Regions from separate parts of the Homo sapiens genome. Here region 2 is linked to region 1. A link is a loop called in an ENCODE intact Hi-C map of the cell type or tissue named here. Cell type or tissue: HepG2. All regions are shown on one strand. Links, peaks and the distances in the headings refer to the core of each region. The heading gives the core; the rest is flanking DNA.

Evidence for each region. A loop is a pair of places that touch in the nucleus more often than their neighbours do. Peaks named below come from ENCODE experiments on the same cell type or tissue, not always from the same donor. Only the 100,000 strongest peaks of a DNase experiment are listed, where the experiment ranks them.
Region 2: a loop joins it to region 1, with 17 times the contacts of the local background. A loop is called at or near these places in 3 of 110 quality-filtered maps.

What each region holds. Positions count from the first base shown.
Region 1 is chr15:52,773,518-52,785,424 of GRCh38, reverse strand. All of the region lies in intron 1 of ONECUT1 (one cut homeobox 1), which reads left to right. Among named protein-coding and RNA genes, the nearest start is that of ONECUT1, 11 kb to the left of the region's middle. RefSeq lists an enhancer at 4,898-4,947. In HepG2, for the core only: a CTCF peak has its summit at 4,734 (motif pointing left); a DNase peak (open chromatin) is centred at 4,724.
Region 2 is chr15:53,066,183-53,078,089 of GRCh38, reverse strand. The region is part of intron 4 of LOC107983981 (a long non-coding RNA gene); the gene reads right to left. Among named protein-coding and RNA genes, the nearest start is that of LINC02490, 44 kb to the left of the region's middle. In HepG2, for the core only: no CTCF peak of the experiment used is centred there; a DNase peak (open chromatin) is centred at 5,709.

The DNA.
Region 1 (11,907 bases), core at 1,275-9,274:
GGAGTTGGCGGCGCCCCCTTCCCGTCCGGTGTTTGCCCCAGAACGACCTAAGAAGGACCTGAGCCAAGGGGGGAGGGGTTCGGTCGGGGGGCGGCCATGAGAAAGTCTCGCCCAGCCCAACCTGGGCTGTGTTTGCCCTGAGTGGCCTTGCGGCCTGGTTGATTGATAACTGGCCCCTGCACAAGTCCATTTGCTTTTTTGTTAATATTTATCCCGGGGTGACATTTCAAATGTCCCCCTGCTTTTCTGGGCCATGGGAGTCAGGCAGGAGTGCGGGGCCCTAGGCAGAGCCCTTCAATCCTTGAAGACTTCTGGGCCGGGAGAGAAGCCAGGACTGGGCGTGTGGGACGCAGGAGCTGGAAGCGTTCCTGGGTCCAAGAGTTGGGGGAGAAGGAGTCAAGCGCAGCGGTTTCCTCGCGCTTCGCGTCTTGGCGCTGTGGGTCTGGTGTCGCGCAGCTGCTCCCAGCCCGCTGCGGCGCGAACAAAGGGCCAGCAGGGCGCGACCGACCGTGTCCGCCTCTGAGCCCGGGGCGAGGGGCGCCGCCAGCTGGGAGCGCCTCCTCCGAAGGCCTAGGATGGCCTCCTACGGAGACCAAGGAGTCCCAGAGCCCGCCAGGCCGAAAAGTGGCAGTGCATCCCGGTAGTCAACTGGGGACCCTCACACACACACACCTAGCCGACTGCAAAACCAAAAAAGGTCTCGCTCCTGCGGACAGTCACCAGAAGGCTCTGCGTGGTGCCTGTCTCACGGCCGGTGTCTGTCCCCTCGAGGGTGTAGGACCATAGTTCCCCCTGTGTAGTTCTCTCTGTGTAACGGGCATAAACCCGGGTGAGGAGAGGGAGGTGCGCTTGGGGATAAGAAGTGGGCTCGTGGCGACGACTGGAACCGCTATGGCTGGGGCAGGGGAAACCTACTTCTGGGGCTTAAGGGGGGCTGATGGCTATTGTGTGGCGACCTTGGTGTCAGCGCAGCTAGGATGCCTGCCAGAGACGAACTCCACTACCTGTTCGGAGGTATGCGGCTATCCCGTCAATGGGTGCAGCACCTATCGCCCTGGAAGCATCCGGAGAGGGATCCCGGTAGCTGGGGCGACCAGCCTGACCCAGGGCACAGCGGTTGCTAGAGACCCAGCCCCGACATCGCCGCTTACCACCGACACTTGGGTCGGACAGTGCCAACAATAGCACGGTTGTGTTGTAGCAGCAGAGGACCCAAATCCCAGGATGCGCCTCTCCTTATCTGCAAGCCTCGAGCCCTCCGCGCTCCCTGCTTCCCTCCATTCGGCTCCCTTTCTGGGGGTAGCCGGGCTGTGCTGCGGCTGCGGCGCGCGCCCCCTGCGGGCCGTCGGGGCTGGGCGACCCGCGAGCGTCCGTGGTTCAGCCCGCGGCAGCGAAGAAAGGGATGCTTGCTGCGCCTTTGTTTTTAGAACGTCGTTGTTCTAGTGAATTTCAAAACAATAACTATTTTGATAGGAAGAAAGTGTGAAGGAGGAAGAGAAGGATATCTAGAGGGTCTGTCGGGGTACCTAACAATGCCTGGGTGTTACCCAATTCATGAAAACAAAATTCTCATCTTCCGAAGTACACCTCAGCTCTAACCTCCCCAAAAAAGATGCGTACTTGGATTTTGTATCCGAAGTATGCTTTTGTTGGCGTGTTTTCATTTAAGAAAAGCGGGGTCAGCGTAGAGAAGGTGACCCTGGCGGTCCGAAGTCGGAGGTTGGAGCTGAGGGATATAATACCCGGCGGATTGGCGGTTCCTTTGTTTTGTTGTTTCCTCTTCCTGCAAACTGACCGGAGTCAGGAGGCAGCCCTGAGGCCTTGAGCTGAGAAGTCTTTGTTTCCTCTTGTGTGGGGTGGGTGAAAGGGCCTTCGGAGGCCGACTGGTCTGGAGCCCTGGCGCGGAGTCAGGACCCTGGACAGGGTCCCACCGCCCTGACGCCTGGTCCCATTTCTCTTCGCCCCGGTAGGCAGATAGAATGTCTTTGGGAAGTCATAGTAAGAAAACAAAAATTAACAGCTAAAGTTCCGAAGTTTCTTAGGGCGCTAGGCCCAGCCGGGAATATACACTGGCACACTGAGGTAATCGAAAAGATCAAACCTATCCTCGTCGATCGGGTGGTTGATCTTTTCGTCCCTCCACGCGGCTTTGTGTGAGTATCTGAGTGCACGTGCACACCTGCTTATAAAATCGGAATTCGCGTCCCTGTGGGTGTGACAGGGGTTGGATCATTAAGCTAAAACGTTCAATTCAGTCCCTTTGATCCGCGCTGGGGAAAATCTATAGTCATCTCTAATCTACGAGGTCTTTAAGGAGGTTGTTACACGAGCTGTTTTGATGTCATTATTTCCACATTCATGGCAAATTCAGCTAATCAAACAAATGCTGCTACCCCAAGTTATCAGAAGAAATCGTTCTTACAGAGCATACCAATAAAATTTATTTCTGATTTTCTTGTAAGACAGAAAATCCTCAAGTCTAATAAAGGTGGGTAATTAAGAAGGAGGCTCTCCAATATCCTGCTCCTCAGCTTGAGGCCTTGTTCCTCAAGTGACATTGCTTGTGCTCTTTGTAAAGTCCATTTATTGGAATATTTAAACACCGACTTAATATTTTAAATCAATCTAGGAGCCTTGATGGTTTGAATGAGAAATGACTAGTTTCCTTTCAGTCCCCATTAAAACAGCAGAATTTCCACACTCTTGGTAAAATTGAATGGCCCCCAACCTAGGGTAGCAACAGAAGGAAGGTGTTACTGAAGTTGTGGTTGTTAGAGGGTGCATTTCTTATAATGCTGGAGAAAACATTTAACAAATATTTATTAAATAATACTCTCATTGTGTCTCTATTTGAATAAGATGGATAAGCATCTTTGGGAGAAGAAAGCCACATTATTTCTACATAAAAAATGTCAGTCTCATAGAGTCCAGTAAAAAGAAAAATATTTCTTATGTGAATGGATTTAGTGCACAATCATAAATTCCTACCTTCTATCAATAGGTTTGTATAGGTTCTTATTTTAATACAAGTATGTTAATACTAACGAAGTTTAATTTCCTCCTGAGATAATAAGATTGGGCTAGGTGACTAGACCAATCACAAGACAATCTGATTATTTTGATACAAACATAAAAATTACTTATCACAGGGTCTTGCTATAGAAGCATCCACATATGTCTCTTCCAAGAGATGTTACGGTATCATAAAATTGTAACAAATTAATTTCTAGAAATTTTCTTTTCTTAATAGCTAATAGATGCTGGGCTTAGTACCAAGATGATGGGTTGATCTGTGCAGCAAACCACCACGGCACATGTTTACGTGTGTAAAAAACCTGCACATCCTGCACATGTACCCTGGAACTCAAAATAAAAGTTGAAGAAAAAAAGAAATTTTCTTCTCTTTTAGATGAGGCAATTTAATAAGACAACAGCTGGACAGAACTAGACCCTAAAGTACAACCAATCTCATTTGTCATAGTAACTGATAAGGAAGAAGCTTAAGTTTTTTGTGCACATTCTATTTGTTGGGTACTGTGATCGGAACATAGATGTTCTCATTGAAGACTCAACATTTATACCAGTGGTTCCCAAATCTTGCTATACATTGGAATCACTTAGAGACCTTTAAAAAAACTGATGCCTAGCTGCAGCTTCAGATATTTTGATGTAATTGGTACAGGACGTGACATGGGCATTGGATTTTTATAAACTCCCAGGTGATTTTGATGTGCAGCCAAGTTTGGGAACCATTAGTCTAAGTGGTATTTACCACTTTTTTCCCTGTTGCTCTCTTCAGTGAGGTTAAATAATTTACTTGTGATAACACCACTGGAAAACAGTGATGCCCTGAGCTCAGCTTTCCCAGTCCAAAGCCCAGAACATTTTATCCTCCATCCCATGCTTCTGTTGCCAGGACAGGTGCACCAGGTTAGTGGAGTCAGAATGTGGAAATAACTGATTCAAAAGTCTCTACATAATAAGCTCTTGAAATTAGAGAAAGTGTGTCTTTCCTTTGGGACTCTCAAAAAGAGTCACTTATGAAAACTTATTTCTTTTATACTCAAGACTTGTAAAAGAGATTTTTTATTACTCTTTTTTGAAGAAGCAGCCAGAAAATGTGAGGAAGTGCCAGAAGTAGATGTGAAACCCCAGCCTCCCATCCCTTTGTTCACTTAAACAATTATTGATGGACAAGACCTATCTCATTAGATGTGCCTGTGGGTGGGGCTGGTCCATTCGGTCCCTTGCCTTGAGGGGGGCCCAAGGGCTCAGATCTTCCCATACCTTCAGGCATTGGCATTCTGATCTGCACTTGGACAGCAATTACACTTCTTGGCTCCACATCAGTGCCTGCCTTGCTATTTCAAAGATTGCCTGTAACTCAAATTTTAGGGCTCTGCACTAAAAAGTAATAAATTGACCAAAACAGAGTATATAGGCTGGGAGTTGTCTAGAGGGCATCTTGCAATTTCTGTCAAACACTGCATGTTTCCAGTCACCATGTGTTTCTCATCTTCCTTTGCATATGCCGCCACGGGATATTCAGAATCGACGGTTTCTGAAATCACTGCTTTCGTTTTCACATCTGGTGATGATCTCATAGTCCCAAAGAGAGGTTATCGAAGGAACGCAATAAACTATGTGCTTTTTGCTTTCTTTCCTGTTGTCTTCTAAAACAGATCAATGGGGAAAATTAAATAAACAAACGAGCGAAGCGCGCCACCTAGTGACCTCTGTGCTCGCTGCAGATTCTGCGACTGAAGTGCGTGAGAGGAGTGGCTAAAGCGATTCGAGTATTGATGGAGTCACAAAAATCGTTCATTAAGGCAATTTAATCTTTGCTATTAAATGTCCTTTCAATTCATTTGGGGTAATTAAGATGCAGTTAAAGTGATTAAATTCTAATTACTTATGCTAGACAAAGACATATTTGTCACACTAATGCGGTTAACTAAGGACTCAGAAAGAAAGTTAACATTTACTTCAAATGATGCAACTGGAAAAATCAGTTCCTCTTTTCATCATTAATCCAGTGAGCTGGGTGATTATGTAATGGCACTACCAGCTCATTAAAAGGGGGAAGTGCTGATTAAAATGACTGCTAGGAGGAAAACTGGAACCAGAAGTACCTCAGTACTGTTTGGTCAGCATTCCTGCACAAAATTACTTGGTGTTCTTTCCCTCCAAGCCCCCCACCCCAGAGTAATAAACAGCTCCTGAGTTTCATCCTGACATTAAAAAAGGGCTGCCTCACAGAAAGCTTTTAGCATCTGCCTGCAGACGTTGTTAAACCAAAAGATTTGTTTAAATGGTAAAAGAGGACTTGGTGTAGAGAGGACCAGGCAGATGGGAAGGGATAGGGAGGAAGAGAATTCCTGAAGGACACAGCTCCAGAAGGAAAATTTCCACTACAGGCTTCAAAAGCCCCCTTTGTTCACACCAACACCCATCCTGTTAGGAAGCACTCCTTTTCCTCCCCAGCTCCACATTTACTGTCTGATGGATGGAGACAGATGCCTCTGCCCTAGACTTATATACCACACTCGGTTATTATGCATACTCTGGAGAGCGCTAAGTACCTCTGCTGAAGATTGGTCTCTTTTTGGCATTTTTCCACATTCGCATGTGGATTAGAAACCGTCAAGTCACGGAGGCTAGTTTGCCATATCTCCATAGATCGTTCCCAGAGTCTTAGTATAGCCTAATTATGAGTGCTCCTAAGGGGAAGATGATTTTAAATTTAATGAATTTAAAGTTTTCCTTACAAAAATGGCTTTTTAAGGAGGCACCTAGTATTTGCCTGGTGGGTATGGGGAATGATCCAAGGACAAGAATGATCAATCAGATAATTGGGGACTGTTTATCCCCCAGGAGACCAGTGTCTCTTAGGAGAGTTAAATTTGCATATTGAAACTATAATTTTGGTTTCTTTATCCCATCGAATAATATCACCCGTCTTTATAACCAAAGAAATGAAAGTTATCAAATTCATGCCACTTAAGTTAAACAAGTTTTTTTTTTAAATAAACTGGTCGGCCAGGCACGGTGGCTCACGCCTGTAGTCCCAGCACTTTGGGAGGCCGAGGCGGGCAGATCACAAGGTCAGGAGATCGAGACCATCCTGGCCAACAGGGTGAAACCCTGTCTGTACTAAAATACAAAAAAAAAATATTAGCCGGGTGTGGTGGCCTGCACCTGTAGTCCCAGCTACTCGGGAGGCTGAGGTAGGGGAATCACTTGAACCTGGGAGGCGGAGGTTGCAGTGAGCCTAGATCACACCACTGCACTCCAGCCTGGGCGACAGCGAGACTCCAGCTCAAAATAAATTAATTAATTAAATAAACTAGTCAGTTATTTGAATATTTACAGTCATTATTAATGTAATGGATCGTATTACACCATCTTCAGTTACAAAAAAAAAAAAAAGAAAACCCTCTCTGGATTAAGAATAAAGTGCCCCAGAGGAAGATTTCTGTAGTAATTAGCTCTTAGACATTGTCAAGTAATTTAACCTTTCTGGGCCTCAGTCTCAATAAATGTAGAATGAAGGATTTGGCTTTAGGGTCCCTTCCAGGTGTCACATTCTATGATTGATTGCCTTCTATGATGACTATGTATCTATCCATGGGGAAGCTTAGTTGGGGCCCTAGTCTCTTCTAAGTTTAGTGCTCTGTCTGCAGTTTCAGGTCTCAACAAAGTGTAAGCCTCAGGGGGCCAGTCCCTTGTCAGGTGGTCAGGAGGAAATAACCTATCCAGGCAGGAGCTCTGCCTTCTGGCCCCAAAGTGCTGCAGCTTGAGATTCCATTGCTTGTGTTCTAGTAAGACAAGCTGTTAGCAAGGATATGGGTCATTAGGAACTCTTAGCCACTACTGGTGGAAACGAAAGTAAATTGGCACCTTCACTACAAAAACATAGTGTCAATGACTTGGCATCATCTTCTCAACCTGGACCTACATATATCTAGCAATTCTACCCTTTGGCATATATTATAGGTAAATTCATAAATGCTCTTAGAGACATGCAAAGACTGTTCTTGGCAGCATTGTTCCTAAGAGCAGAAAAACTGAAAAAGCCTAAACGTTCACTGACAAGGAATGCATAAATAAATCATGATATATAAAAACTATTTTTAAAAAAATGAGTAATAAACATAAATTTAGAGGATAGGGGAAGGCAGGGAGATAAGAGGCAAGAACACCCTGTAGCTTCACAAGGCAACTAATGTTCTAGTTCTTTTATTGAGTGGTGGACTCATAGATGTTCATTTTGTTTTTGTGCTTCATATCTTACATATATGATACATATTGTTTGGTAGGCAGTGATTATTATTTATTTTTAACATTGAGGAGGTAGAAACATTGTTTTTGTCTGATTCCTCAACCCAAGCAATTCAGACCAAACAAACCTCAAGACATACTCTATTGTCATTTAAGCAGGTTCTAGCCCCATACTAAATATCAGCTCTCATAGGAATTACATTCAGCCATTTTTGGACGGGAGGATAAAATAAGTAAAAGAGGGAATTTCATTAAATATGGAAAAAAGAGTTAATTTTTTCACTCATTTGAGCACCTGCTGTAGCAAGTTCCGTGCTCAGGACCGGGAATGGAATGTACAACACAATTTTTCTTTGGAACTCACAGTCTAGCAGGGAAGAGAACAAATAACTTTACATGTTTTTTTGTGTGTGTGTGTGTGTGTGTGTGTGTGTGTGTGTGTGTGTTTTCCAGGAAGGAGGAGTTTAAGGTGTGATGAAGGGACAATTTTGAAGATCTGGAGGATGAGTAGGACTTGGGACAGAAATGGAGGAAGAAGTTTCCAGGAAGAGGGAACAACAGCATGCGTGGGGGCCCTGGCTAAACTCCTTTTGTAGAAGAGCTCTTAGATCAGAATTACTATGAAGCTAAAAGCTTGTTTCTTTCCCAGCACAGCTGAGTGACACAAAACATTGCCATCAATTACAAAAGCATTCTCCAAAGCTGTGGTTTTCAGTGGTAGGGAGCCATGGACTGAGGGTGTCCTATTCCTCTAGAAGAGCAAATCAGATTGGAGGGAGAGAAGGGGGGAGAATATGTGCTGCTTAAAAAGTTTCCCCGGTGATTCTAATATAAATTCAAGTGGCAAATTAGAATAATGGTATTGAGAATTTAAGGGTAGATGACTCTTATTTTTACTCCCTTTTCCTACTTACTTCTGGAATAACCTATAGCTCTGTAGCTTACTCTGTATAACTGTGTGTTTGTGTGTGTTTATAAAATCTTTTACTTCTTTTGATCTTTTTGAAATCAAAAGTTCACTCAAAACTTCAAGATCCTTAGAGGAATAATTGATTCAACATGCTCCTCCATCTAAAAAAGTTATTAATGTTCTATAGGTCCTCACTACTCAAAGTGTGGCTCCCTAAACAGCAACATCGACCTCACCTGGGAACTTGTAAGAACTGTAGACCCTCAGGTTCCACCCCACACCTACTGAACCTGAATCTGCATTTCAGCAAGACCCCCAGGAAATTCTTGTGTCCATTAAAGTCTGAGAAGCACCACTGATGGCCATGTTACATCACTCAAAAGGTCTGTTTTCCTTCATTCGCCCAAACACTGATCGGGTGCCTCCTATGTGCCAGGCACTAGGCTGAGTACAGGGGCACGAAAGAGGAATGAGGTGTTTATTGTATCCTGAAGGAGCTCACAGGGAGGAAGCATGCAGGAAAATAAATACCGACAAAGTCTCTGATCTGGGTAGAAATAAAGTTCTGTGGGAGCAGCCAGGAAAACTGGAAAGGAGACTGAAAGGAGATGACAAAGGACCTGGTGTGTTGGTGCAGCCCAAAGGAAGTTGTGACCTGTTGTGGAATGAAATGGTCAGATTTGTGCTTTTGAAAGCATGCTGGAGAGGAAGATAATGGGAGGAAAAGTCGCAAGGGACTAGCTAGAAGTGGCAATAGATTCTGAGGGTCTGATTATATGTCATTGTCAGCAAAGGTGGAGAAAATGGGTGGCAAAATTTGAGAGCTATTTCTAAAGTCGAGTAGACATGGTGGAGAGTGAAAATGGAAATGGAACAGGCTCCTTGCTTCTGGCATGGGAAGCTGGGTGCTTGGATATACCTTTAGCTGCAGAGTGGTTATGTGGATGTCAATATAAAGATGGAATGTTTCAGAATAGTTCACCCTCTCAAATACATTCCTACGATAGGTGGGCTCTCTGGCTTCTGTACAGATTTGAGGCATCCAATCAGTTAGATTGTTTCTGCCTCACCGGAACCTGTTACTTACTGAGAGAGACATGATGTGAGCACGATGCTAATGAGGTGAAGATTGTGGGTCCTTTGGGTCCAGTTTTCACTTCCCGGTGTTGGTGGGCAGTGATGGTTACTCACATTCCATCCAGCCACTTCCCTGGGTACAAGGAGCCCTGAAGAACCAGTGGAAGGGGTTAGCCCAAATCCATCCCTGCTGTTAGAGAAACAAAAGTAACTCCCCAGTAATGGTAGCTCAAGAGCTGTCTATCTATAAACAAAGAGAACAGCAGAGTAGACAGAAGCACAGACATGTAGGTGGGGCAGACAAATGTTGGAAAGTCTTGGTTTGAGTCACTTACAAATCTATCTGTGATGGAAACTAATCAGTTTAATGGCAAGCATATTTTCATAAGAAAACACATTTTACTTTCCTCCGATCTAGTTATTTTCACAGTTGTTCCATAAGCAACAGACTTTTTTAAAGAATTGTTTTTAATTAATAAATATTTTGAACATATACTAAATGCACATCATTATTTTAATTTGAACAGCATGAAAATGTATACAGAAAAAAACAAGTTTTCCTCCCAATCATATTCCCTAAGTCCCCAAGTCCCCCTCCCTTAGAAGAAACCCCTGTTACCAGTTTCTTGTATATTCTTAAGAGATAGTCTATGGCTCTTTAAGAGTGTGTGTGTGTGTGTGTGTGTGTGTGTGTGTGTGTGTGTTCCTCTTTAAAAATAATCAAGGGCCTCTCCCATCTCCCAAAAGATAACTTTCTAGGGAAAGTACTAAATGGCTCTTACTTCTTTTAATTATTTGGCCAGAAAATTGCCTCCCTAGAAGATGCTGCCCAGTGCAATTATCTGAGTAATGAAATTAAAAGAGAAGTAGTACAGGGTGACCACCCCTCTGCGTAGGTTGAAAATGCTCCCAAGTGCTTCAGTGGTGGTCCCCTTATTCTAGCTTATTCTAGCTCTTTTTTTTTTTTTTTAGACAGTCTTGCTCTGTCACCCAGGCTGGAGTGCAGTGGCGCAATCTCAGCTCACTACAACCTCCGCCTCCTGGGTTCAAGTGATTCTCCTGCCTCAGCCTCCCGAGTAGCTGGGATTACAGGTGTGTACCACTGCACCAGGCTACAATTTGTATTTTCAGTAGAGACAGAGTTTCGCCATGTTAGCCAGGCTGGTCTTGAACTCCTGACCTCAGGTGATCTGCCCACCTCAACCTCTTATTCTAGCTCTTTTATGAAAGACAATTCAATGTGTGAAAGATGTTCAAAATGCAAGCTTATAAAACATTATATCTACCATACAGTTTCCTCTTTTAAAGTAATAAATACACTCAGACACAACTACAATATCATTTTGGAGCACTACCCTCAACACAAGGGTGGAGATTTTTTCCAAAAAGTTAATTATTGTACCGCTTATATATACTTTTTTGAATTCTGCTTTTGTCATGACATAGCCTTAGTAAATTTTTTTTAACATTTGTTTGATACTTACCATGTTCAAGCACCTTGTATCTTATTTCTTAATTTATGTTTTAATTTCAATGCTTTTTTAAAAGGTAACTTCTGGCCAGGTGCGGTGGCTCACGCCTGTTATCCCAGCACTTTGGGAGGGCGAGGTGGGAGGATCACGTGAGGTCAGGATTTCAAGACCAGCCTAAGCAACATGGTGAAACCCCGTCTCTACTAAAAATACAAAATTAGCTGGGCATGGTGGCGCTTGCCTGTAGTCCCAGCTATTTGGGAGGCTGAGGCAGGAGAATCACTTGAACCCTGGAGGCGGAGGTTGCAATGAGCCAAGATCAAGCCATTGCACTCCAGCTTGGGCAACAAGAGCGAAACTCTGTCTCAAAAAATAAATAAATAAATAAATAAATAACTTCATTTCTTGTTGCAAATTATTAGTATTATATACATCCTTTGAGCTGGAGCTGCAGGGTAAAACACTAATAAAGAAAAAAAATAAAAGAATCACCCACAGCACCCCACACAGATAACCCTCTGTGTGTGTGTGTGTGTGTGTGTGTGTGTGTGTGTGTGTGTGTATCCTTCCAATCTTTTCCCTATGGGATGGTACATACTACTACTTTGTAACTTTTCAAACTAAAAAATCCCATTATTAAATTTATGGTGGAGTATTTGAAAACACATAAAAGAATAATGGAGACAATAAAAAATCTCTGGTAATTCCATCATCCCTGTCCTTTCCCAAATATATCATGAATAGCATTCATTTATTCAACATATAGATAGAGAGAGAGGATATTTGCAAGAGCCTTCCTTCTCTCTCATTATCCATTTATGATTGGAGTGGACTCAGGCATTCCTTTTTTTTCCAGTGGCTTACAATTCATTACTGTACTTAACTATTTTGGTGCTCAAATTGTCCCAGATTTCACTGACGAGAGCCCTTTCCCTCTGACTCCTGTGTCCCTATGACAATGCTTACATTTTTTTTTAACTTTCTGGCATCATAAGATGTTCCAAGCTCATTTGGTACATATTCTGCCCCAATCCTAGAATGTGCCACTTCTTTGATGAGCCCTGGTTTATCCTGGTGGGGAAACATGTTAGAGTCCAAGACAGCCTAGGCACTAAGTGTGCTCATGGCTTTAGGGTGACTTTTGGTTTTCTACCCTCTCAGACAAAG
Region 2 (11,907 bases), core at 2,569-10,568, 290 kb before region 1:
ACTTACAGCCAGGGAAGTAAAGATACCACACTTTTTCCCCTCCAGAAAAATGGGTCTGGAGTCAAGGCAGGCTTCCTCCTTCTACCACTGACCTAGGAGCAAGAAAACCTACTTGAGTTATGGCTCTATTGTCTTATTTGGTCCCTAGTTTCTACACCTGGAAAATTAGGCAGTTAAGTTTTGGCCACTGGTTTTCAAACTGGATTTTCCAGAGCCCTTGAGTTTCATGGAAGTGCCTTGGGTCCCACTTGGGGTGAGAGAAAGGAGGCCCAGTCAGGGTCCCAGCCTTTCCCATCTATTTTTAACATTTTGTTCATTTTTCAAATTTGGGCATTTAAAATTTTCCAACTCATTTTTTAATCAAATATCATAATATCCCCACTGCTTTGGAAATGTTTTAATTATTTAACTCTTCTTTATGGCTCAAATCTAATTTATCAGCAGAAATGTAGCAAAAGGAATGGTTCCAGTGCTTCCAACCACTAGATTGCATAATGATGCTGTGTCCAGGTAAGATTTTAAACCTGCAACACAAAGTCATAAGAATTCTTCGAGGTGCACAAAACTGATCCCTAAACCTGAATAAATCCTGAATATGGATAATAATGCTTTAAAGTCTACGTATAATATTGTAATATTATCTACATGATGCAAAAACATATCAATATGTAAAACCCCAATGAATTGAAATTTTAATGCTTTGTTCACACAGTCATTTTAACCAATTTGTTACTTTGTTCAATGTGTTTTCGAGTAATCTATTTTTTTTTTTTACCAAATTGTCTGCTTCAGGAGAGCCATGGAGTCTTTGGCTTCCCGCCCTAGAGAAAAGCTCACGTGGAGAGTTGAGCCAGGACTCAAGGCTTCCTTCTCCCTTACAATTCTCACTCCATCACTAAGAAGCCATCAAGATAGCCAGGTTTAGCCTGTGTGTTACCTTAGTTCGTACATGCATGCATGCATGCATTCAGGGACTTGAATGGGTCAGATGTTTAGGTACAGAGTTGAAGAAGGCAAGGTCTTTGCTCTACAAACACACAGGCACATAAATAATTAAAATATCCTGTGATAAGTGCTAGTAGAAATATATTCTACCAGGGCCTATAGGTGAAGGAAATAGTATGACATAAAGAGAGTCTAAAAAGCCCAGAGGAGCAATTGTCTAAGACTTGCAGGCTGCATAAGAATTCACAGAGTGATGGGCAGTGCCCCAGCAGGATCAGATGAGGAGGGACATTATGTCTGCAGAAGAAAGGAAGAAAGGAGAGCTAGAAGGAATGTCAGGCAGACAGACAACCTGTTCAGAGGCATGAAAGGGCATGGTATTTCCAGGGAACCTCAAATAATTCAGAATGACAGGAGCATGGCTCCCATGGAGAGAGGAGGAATGAGAAGGATCCAGTAATAAGGTGAAAATGTGGTCAGCAGTCAGGTAAATGCAAAAGGTTCCTGACAAAGCCATGAAAGAGACTTTGTAAGAAGGCTAAATGGAGAGAAGGGAAGAGGTGGTTTGGAGAATTCTATTCCACAGAAGATGCAGGGCATACTAGAGAAATCCTTTAAAGATGGATGATTCTATATATCAAAATAAAAGATGTCACTGTGAAGTGTACAAGAATAAAAACCTAAACACAGTAGGTCACTCTGGAATCAGAGTTACGAATGACAGAAAGAAGAGCTGGGACTGAAGGAAAGGGCAGGAAATGTCAAGTCTGCGAATAGAGATCGTGAACTCCCTCCAGAAGACAGGGCCCAGAGTAGGTAACAAAATAACTCAAACTCTAAAATAAACTGACTATGCTCAGGGTGCTTTGCCAGCTGCTATCTTAGACATAATCAAGTGCTCCTCGACCTGCCCCAGGAAACATGATGATCCCAGAAAGAACAAGACAGTCAAACGCTGACTGTGGCTGGCTAAGGAAGGGGACTGAATCAGAAGCAAAGGCTAGAGTCCTTCTTTAGTGTTCCAGGAAAGAAAAAATAATCACAGATACTAAAGAGGGTCTCCACTTTTTAATGTTTCCCATTTAATCATTTCTTAGCCAGCAAAATGTCAAGAAACTTTCATTGCAAGGGAGGAGAATGCCAAAGGAAAGCAAAAACATAACCGAAAAGGGACAATCTTATGCATATCTTGTGAGGGGAAGGGGTCACCTACTGGCATAAATTCCAAAGCCAGAAAGGTCCCATTTCCTGGCTTCCCTGTGCAGCTGCCTCTCCCACAATACGTAAACACACACACACACACACACTCACACATACTGTTACTGATGCCTGAAATTCCCATAATTGACATTTCATTCCTTTTGCCTGAACTTAATGGGATCTATTTCAACAGTTAAAATGTAAACATCCTGAAGGAGAGAGGGGCACATAATAAATTTGACCTATCATTATATACATTATAAATGTATATCTAATTGTTTCTTAGGAAAAGCAGAGATGCATAGAAAGGAGGCTACTGGACAGATATGATCTCCCTATACTAATGGGATAAACACTTCTGTTCCAAGGAGGAAGAACTTCTCCGAGGGTGGCTGGTGGCTGAAGATGCAATGCAATGCCTTTGTGGTTGCCTTGGGATGCCCTTGTTCTTGTCTCTATGACAAGAATGATTGAGTGTCCTGATGGAAGTCAAATCTCCATGTAGTGAGCCCCAGCATATACAAGACATTGGGTCAGGAAATGCTGATGACATCAAGAAAGCAGGACCTATGCTCTTCAAGAGCTTGGTGTCTTGTTGTGAAGAGAAGACATTAATATCTCGAGGAAAATCCACTGGGCCAGGCAGTTAATGAAAATTGAGGGATGGAGACTTAAGCTGCAAGGTCAAGGAAGGAAGTATTCACTTCCATTGAGGATATGCCCCACTTCTCAAAGCTGTGCCAGCCTCAGCTTTAGGATTTGTAGCCTTCATTCAAGACCAGGAACTGAGTTTACCTAGAAAACAACCAGCAATATAGTTTCAAAAAAAATCTAAATGACTGTTTCCCTGGTCAGTTAACCTCATGAGAAAAAGTATGTGACAGATATACTCTGGAGAATTAAGCCAAGGATTGGAGATAGATGACAGCTAGACCAACAGACACATAGATAAATGCGGGGACAGGGTGGTGATCGACAGAAAGAGAGAGGGGCTATGGAAGGAAACACTGGAAAATACTTCCTTATCTTCTCTAACTGATAAAATAAGGCAGAACACATTTTCAAGTGTTCTTTCATTTCTGATTCTGACAATTATGAAATCACTAGCACAATTTGGGAGCTTTTCAATGAAAGCCTATTGAAGCATTTGTATCACTTATGGAGTTTTACAATGGTTTACTTTGATTTGTACTTGCTCTTTAATTTTGAGGACTGGGTTAATGATCTGTCTTGATGCTGTAAATACACACTTACTCTAGAACAGAGGTCTGTATATTTCAGAGGAAGTTTCCCCACATCATTAATAGTTGTGTTGAAATCTTGCCACAGACAAGGCTGTGGGGACTTGGTGTTGATTAGAGAAAGCTCTGGGCCAGGGATCAGAAGATCTTGTTAACAGTGTCTAATCCTTGCTCACCTCTACCTCAACCATCTCAAAGGTTTCTCTAAGTTCTGGTCTATGGCTCAATGGCTAATTTCTGATAATAATATAAATAGCAACTGTTTACTGAGCACTTACAATATGCTGAGTAGACGAGTTAAGCACTTAACACACGTTATCTCATTTAAGTCTCATAATGACCTCAGAAGTTCAGATTAGGAATCCAGTGCTCAGGAAGTGATGCCCAAGATCCCAAAGCCAGTAAGGGGCAAAACCAGAATTCAGACTGCAGCCGTTGTACATGACACTGCCTTCATAGACAGCAGATCAAATAACAGGGGCTGAATTGAGGCAAAGTGAGAAGCTACAGACAGAAAAGGCCTGCAGCTCTGCCCTAATCCACAGTCTCAAATTTTTTTTTTAAGTTTAAAAACACTTAATCAAATTATTATTTTTTAAGAGACAGGGTCTCATTATGTTGCCCAGGCTGGTCTCAAACTCCTGGGCTCAAGTGATCCTCCCCACTTAGCCTCCCAAAGTGTTAGGATTACAGGCGTGAGCCACTGCACCCAGGTTTGAACCTCTTTTATAAGGTCACTAATCCCATTCATGAGAGCTCTGACCTCATGCACAGTCTCAAATTTGACCTGCCCTAATGCTAACGAATATATGCAAATTAGAACGTCCTACAGACTTCTGTATAAGAATCATCAAAAGAAAATAATGCTACTTTTTTAAAAGAAAGAAAATAGATATACAGTACAGAAACTCAAGTTACCACCCTTGCAAGAGTCTTCTGTGATGTTAATAAAATAGTGATGCAGAGGAGCTTAAGTAAGTAAATAGATGAGTGAATTAACAAATGAAACTGGTGATGTGCTGGAGAAGAAGGAAAGAAATGTCACAAGTAGCAATAATATTACCAAAAATTAAATGGTTGGGTTGGACAGCACAACAATTGGTTCTCATTAATGGCCTCAACACTGTCTAGCCTTTGTGGCTCATGGTCACCTGGTTCCAACCCACCTTTCTGGTTTTCTCTATCTCTGAAGCACTGGATAAGCTTTTTTTTCACTCTAGTCCAATAAATTCACTATCCTTATCCTTTGTATTCTTTGCATTTTTGTTTTATTCATATATTTCCCCTAAGGAGCCTGTCTTTCCTCTTTTCACCCACAGTCAAAAACCCTACCTCCCTCCAAAGTCTGGCTGAAATCCTGTTCCTTCCCTGTCACACCAAGAATAGGGCAGTGGGGCTTCCAAGAGGCCTGCCAGTGGTTAGAGCAGTCAATGGAGTTGTTGACAGGCATGAATTGCTCTCACATTCACATGAGTGGTTTCTGTTAATTTTTGATGTTGGAGCAAATGAGGGCTATCCATGCAGACTCAGTATGTCTCACCAACTCATCTGGATTTAAAAGGCTTTCACATGTCCCTAATGAAATGTTGGTGTCTTGGTATCAGGCTGAACGTGAGCCAAGAGAGAGGGTGAACACACCATCAATGATAAAAACAGATTTTCCCTGCGCCAAGATGAGATCACTTAACCTTCCGCATCTTATACATTTTCCTCCAAAGATACCTTACATTTTCTCCATGCTGTTTCTGCCTCTGCTTGTGTTGGCTCCTCTGTGTGCAATGGCTTTGCCTTCTCTCCCAACTACTTTCTCTTCCTCTCTCTGGCTAAAGCCCTCTCATTCTTCAAGACACACTACTCGGGGATCACCCCTCCAGGAAGCCATCCATGACTCTCTCAGGGTCAAGTGAAACTTCTGCATGCTCCCACAATATATTATGTGCATCTCTATAACTGCCCTCACTATATGAATTTTTATTTATTTGTTTAGATATCTGACTTCCCCAATAACAGTTAGATGCAGCCATGCAAAGCTGCATCTCTTTCATTGTTATGTCTTTGCAGCCAGGAGAGGCCCTGGCACATAGTAGGATTTAATGATTTTGCTGAATAATTGAATGAAGGAAGGAAGGAAGGAATGGGCAAACAAATTATAGAGCTACCTGTCAGGCCAGAATATGTGGCCACTTTCTTCTAGGATGGAGCTCTCTAGACTAATGCTCTGAAGACAAGCCTTATCGTGTATAAACAAGAAGTCTGGCATAAAGCCACTTTAACAATCCGAGGAGGATGGAGCTGCAGAGGCAGCTGCCAGGAGACCTGAACCCAGGAGCTGTCCAGGGTACTGAGCTAGCTAGGCTGTTTCCATGCCTAACCCAAAACGGCTCTCTGCTCTGGCCATGTCTTGACTGCCACCTCAGCCTGACTCACACCTTGGAATCTGGCAAATAATCCCCACCCCTGCACCAGCTGTCTCTTCTCACTTGAGTCCTTCTTGCCACTGGCCACTCTCCAGATCAGTTACTGCCCTGACTCAACTGCTTGTGTTTACTTGCTCTAGGCTGGCTCCCTGCCTCAGGCTTTCCCTGATCTGATCACTAGCACCTGCTGAATCCTCTGCTATTCCATAATCCAAAAGCCAGTTCCCTAGCAAGTTTCTAATCATGCCTCTGAACTGCCTGTGCTGAACAGGAGGGCCACAGCCTCAGGCTGGACAAGATAAAGCTTGGGAGGGAGGAACTATCACACAGCTCAGAAATAGCAATCTCCTTGCAAAGGGAAGCCTCATGCTGCCCAAGGCAGAATGTGACATAGGTGGCTTCTGTAATACGCCATCTGCTATTTTCCATACCATCAACAGTAACATAGGGGGGCAGATAATGGAAGGGAGCTCAGCACTCCTGGACCAGGAGGGCAAAGGTAAAAAGAATCCAGATATTGTCATCCAGGTAGGACTTCTTGTCTCACATTCGCTGTGTGAGTCCAGGATGCATCTTGTGTATAGGACAAGGTTTAAATTGCATCTGCTGTCACAGCTATATATAGATAATTAATTAAAATAAAAAATGGATAAAATTAGAAGTTTGATAGAACTATTTTATTTCTTATCTCTTATTTGAACTGCCTACCACTTGAGCCAAAACACATTCAGTAGATTAAGGATCCTGAAAATTTTAATTCACAATAATTTAAATGTTCCAGGCTTTGTCTTAAGGACCATCTTAAACATTACTCACATGTTTCTCACTAGTCATAGTTTATTGCCTGATGTAACATAGCTTTCTATATATAATTTTTAAATAGTGCACCATGCTCCATCCTAGTGACGTTTTCCAAGTACCTTCCTTATTTACCATACTGCCTCTGCTGGGAATTCTCACTGACACAGAGTTCCCAAGCCTGTCTTCCCCACTCCCTCCCCATATCATAACCTCGTGCCAAATGGTTTGGTTATAGAACAGTAAAGACAACACCTCTCCTCTCTCCCCCACTGAAGTTGAAGCTCCACAAATGCTGGACCAATGAATCCCCAGGAACTGAAACACCCTTCAAAAGCATATTGCAAGACTACTTGTATTTCTTAGCCTCCTTGCTCTCACCCAGCCCTTAGATCTAGATCCAGCCATAACAAAAGTCCCCCACAGACAACCCTTCCCAGTTCAACAGTCCTCACTAACCATTGTAAGCACCCTTTGAACCAGGGCATTAGCCTTTCTCAGAAAAGTCCTTCTGCCATCCTAGAAGCCCTTTTTGTTAGGCTACCCTTCCCTTTTTCTATCTCATTGAGTGTATATATGTGTGATTGTATGTGCACATATGTATAAGTCAGCTAGGAACAACTACTGGTTTGCAGGTCAGAGAAGATAAGAGAATCCTACATCCTTAGCCTAAGGTCTTAATAGCCAGGTAATTGTGTACTCAGGGGCCAGCAAAATTTGCAGGTTTCTCTCCCTCTCCACTTAGCTTTGGAAGTGTAACAACCACTGAGTTCAAAGGACACCCTGGCCTCGGAGGACTTAAGGGGTGCCATTAGGAAGCTGATGACCTCAGCTGCTGTCAGAGCTGAAAATTGGCTGACTTGTGCCTCTTGGCCAGCCCCCCACATCTGTGAAAGAAACCAGTCATGCTTGAATCACTCCTCTTTTGTTTTCTTGGATTTTAATCTTTCCTCCAAGCCTAGAGGTGTTGATTAGGGTGTCAGAGAAAGGGAAGGAAAACATGATCTGTATCCCCTTGCTCACATCTCCACATCTCACTCTCATATTCCGCTATCAAACAAGCCAGCCAAGCCTTGCAGCTGGAATCAGGTACTTTCTATGTCTGGAGCCTATCACCCTCAAAACCTCAGTTCACCTGTATAAAGGTGTTGCTACTGAAAGCTAAGAATACTTCTAATCCAAAATTTAGAGCAGGGACAGCTCATTTTAAAGAGAACTGCTTTGCTTCACTGGATAATTCTGAGCATCCTCTCTTTCGTTACTACTCCTTCTGCAACCATAGGCCCCTGGTTCTCCCATGTAAACCACCCAGTGCTTCCTTCACCTGAATGGCCCAGCCCTCTGCTGAGCATTTCCTTACTACATCCACTATTCCTGCAGTGTCTAAACCCTCCTTTTCCCACCTCGTAAGCAGCCTCAGAAAACTTACTTCTGCCATAAGCCTTTTCAGGTGAATCTGAAAAGAGGCTGTATTCCCACAAGCCTGGTAGAGAAAGACGTCAGGACTCCAAAGCAGTGCCAGGACTTGGATCTGACATTAACTATGTGTGCCTCCTCCACAAGCACCTTAATGCCACCACCCACAAAATTACAGAAAGTCCTAAAGGCCTTTCCAACCCTGAAGCCCCAGGCCCCATAACACCACTCTAAATATGCGTTTCACCTTCACTATTCTACATATTTTAAAAACCTCCACCTCTAGTGCTCACACCAAGCATACATACCCTTTGCTTTATTTGTTCTTTTATTTGTATGGACTTTTAAAACTCTATAGTTACATATTTTAATAAATAATGTAAGTCATAAAATCAGGTTTTTGCATTTACATCTATATGATATTCAGGTGAATTCTGAATGTTTAGCCAAATAGTCTGTGTTTATGTGGAGCATGTTGATCTACAGAAATATGTGCATATTTTACCATCAATAAGCAAAACATGACTCCTTTGGAGGTTTTGCCATCAAGGAGACACATTCTGATTGAGCTTTGAACATCTGCCCACGCCAGTATTTCCTGCTGCTTAAATAACTTTGAATGGCAAATATTCTTGATGATGATGAATTATCCCTTTACCTCCAGAGAGGGCTCGGTTTTGAAAATCCATCAAGATCCTACCAAAAGGCAGAGCTTAACGTTTTTGTCATCTTTGTTTTCTAGGCCATCAAACTGAAATTTTCCAAGCTTTAATCTGTGATGTTAGCACATCCTAAAAATTGCCAATTTTTTCCATAAATGCAAAGCTTGTTTTTGCTAGTGAAAATTAAACAAGATAATAGGTAGCTAAGGCAGGAAAGCAAACTGAATAACAAGTAAAAAATGTTTAAAGGTGATATCTCTTTTAGATATCTAAAATTATATTTCTAGTTTTTCTTTATGTTATCCTTTCTTACTGACAGAGATACTAAGCAAATGATATTAATCAGAGCTATGTGTCAAATTAGCTACCAAGTTTGCTTTTAGAATTTGGAATTCATAACTCAGTTATAAAATCACTGTTGGCTTTTTCCACTACTCTGCCTTCTATCCCTGTAGGATAGGAAAAACCCAGGCAAGCATCCTGAAATTGCCAGGGGGTAGGTAGCAGAATGTGCTTCTGACCACTAAAATACTCTCATTGTTCACACACTAGCCACACCACTGAGCGTGTGACCTCTTTCCAACACTGACAAGTGAACATGAGCAGCCCTGCTGACTTTGATTGGTGGTTCACTGGGTCTCTGACCTTGAATGACATTGCCGGCAGATTTTGACTGACAGGCTGCAGCACTGCCGACCACCTCTAGTACACACGCCCACTCTTCAGAAAGTAGGCCTTATCTTTTCAAAAACACTCTTATGTTTTCAAAACATGGGCTAACATGCACCAAAATGTGACTGCGGTCATCAAACACAGTCTGGGAAAACAAAAACAAACAAAAAAAAAAAAAACGCATGATCTTTAACTTACAACCCTCAGATCCCACTGTAATTGACATATTCAGTGATATAGCTGGTCAGGCTTTGGCTGCATCTTTGTGAGGCCAAACATCAAAATTAAATTAGGGAAATTTAGACAGTCACAGAGATATGTTGTCTATAGGGCACCAAATATTCAGATACTTGGAGCTTCTGAATGGTTCTTGACATGCAGACACAAAACACTTGAATGACTGGTAAAAGGTTTTATTTTTCTTTAGATGCTTAGGAATACCGACAGGAAGCCTCAGTCCCTGCTCAAGACTCTGATTCTACATATGCCTGGGTAAGACAGAGGCTCATGGTGCCTTCGCACTCTTCTGGTGAAAAAACTATGCTGACTTTAACCTAGCACTCTATGTAGCCTCCAAATTTTCCCTTAATAAATAAGAATTTACTTTCAAATTAAAATGCCATACATTTTAATTTGTTTAAGAAACTGCTGCCTTCCTTTTAAAATAAAATCAAAATGCTCCAAAGTTAGCAACAAATGTAAAGCTCCCATACTCCTGTTACAGGAATATGGTACATTATACACCTGTGCTCAACTTTGGTTCCTCCAGAAATTCCACCAAAAGGAGAGTAAAAGAATTACAAACTTTCAAGTGTAAAGAAAACGGGAAGAAGACAATGGCAAGTGGGAGACAGCAAAAATTTTTGGAAGTTGGAAAGTTGGAAAAATTAACAGAGATAATTTGATGGCTAAATACCAAGAGAGAAGAATAAGAACTAAGCCAGTTCCACCAAGAGCATCTTGGAAAGGCCCGGGAATTAGAAACTCCTAGTGTCATGGAAGAAAGCGGAGTAAGAACTGAAAACAGGACAAGTGGATGAATGACAGTATAAGAGGTATTCAGATTCCCTGGCTCCCTCCGAAGCAGACAAGCAACCAGCCCTCTTTTATTCCCCCAAGAGGTTTACTCTATGGAAAAACAGACCAAAGAAAATCTAAACTTTTAATGCAGAAGTGAGCAAGAGTGCTGTAGTGAAAGCAGAGGAGAACAAGAAAAATTCTACACCCTGAACAGCAAACCCCAGCCTCCTTCTGCCAATCAGCTCAGATACTGCTGGCAGCCAGGCACGGAGCTCTCTGTCGCAGGTCAGGTTCTCTGGAAGATAAGCATAAAGTGAAGATTTGTGTGCAGAACGTGTATTCGAAGTGCTGTCTAGATCAACACCTGTGGAGGAGGGAAGGGAGCATGGCTGGGCAGAAAAGAAGGTGCTCCGGTGACAACAAAGGACTCAATGAATCTCAAAGGGAGCTCCGGAGCTAGGATGGTCCTTCAGAGTTGCCCATATTGAAGCGCGATGCCAGACCTTTGTATTCCCACACCAACCAGTCACTAAATGTAAGCTGCTGTCTTCAGCTAGAGGCAAACACCCTAGCAATGGGAGAAATGATTGATTTAGTCCTCAAGGAGTGAGGAGGAGATCTGGAGATGCAATTTGGGGATGAGCAGGATACTACTGCTGTCCTTGTCAAATTCCGCTTGTCAATAATCAGAATAAAAAATATAATCTAACAGGGAAGACAGGATGATAACTAAATAACTTTAATAAAGTAAGTTACATGCTCACCAAAGTTATGGGACCAAGGTTTAGTTCTGTGATTGGGGAAAAGAAAGTGTGGAGGTCCTGGAGTATTTTTCCATGTTGAAGATATATGAACTGGATGTGGAAGGATGCATTAAAGTGTATCCACTGGAGTAGACAGGGAAACCTGCACCAGATGGAAGGAAGAGTAAGCGAAGGAATGGATGTACAAAAAAATCGATTAAGTTCAGTGGGGTTAAGTACTGAAGAAGGAAGGGGTGAGGAGATAAGTCTCTAAGGAAGCCTTCAGTGGAATGAATTTCTCTGTGCAATAGGGAAGTACTGAAAGTTTTTAAGAAGAGAAAGAAACTAACAAATGCCATGTGTCCAGATTTTACTGTCAGTGATTATAGAAATGATTGGAACTGGGAATGACTCCACGTGAAACGTGAGTAGGAAGAAACTTTATGAAGTTCATGGGGGGCAGTATAAAAGGGTTTGGCATGCTGGAGATTCAGATAGGCCTGGGTTTTAATCCTCACACTGCTACTTACCAGCTAGGAAACCTTGCACGGATCACTTAACCACTCCAAACCTGCTTTTCATCTGCAAAATACGGGATACTAATACCTGTTTTAAGGGATTTTGGGAGCAAATAAATGAGATAATATATATAAAGTGCTTAGTACAGAACCTAGCACAGAGCAAGTGTTTATTAAATGAAATCTGATGGGTAGCAGCAACAATAGTTAGGTTCTGTGGGCTGGGATTACTCTACAGGCAGGAGAAATGAAAAGGAAGGCAAGGAGGACAGGCA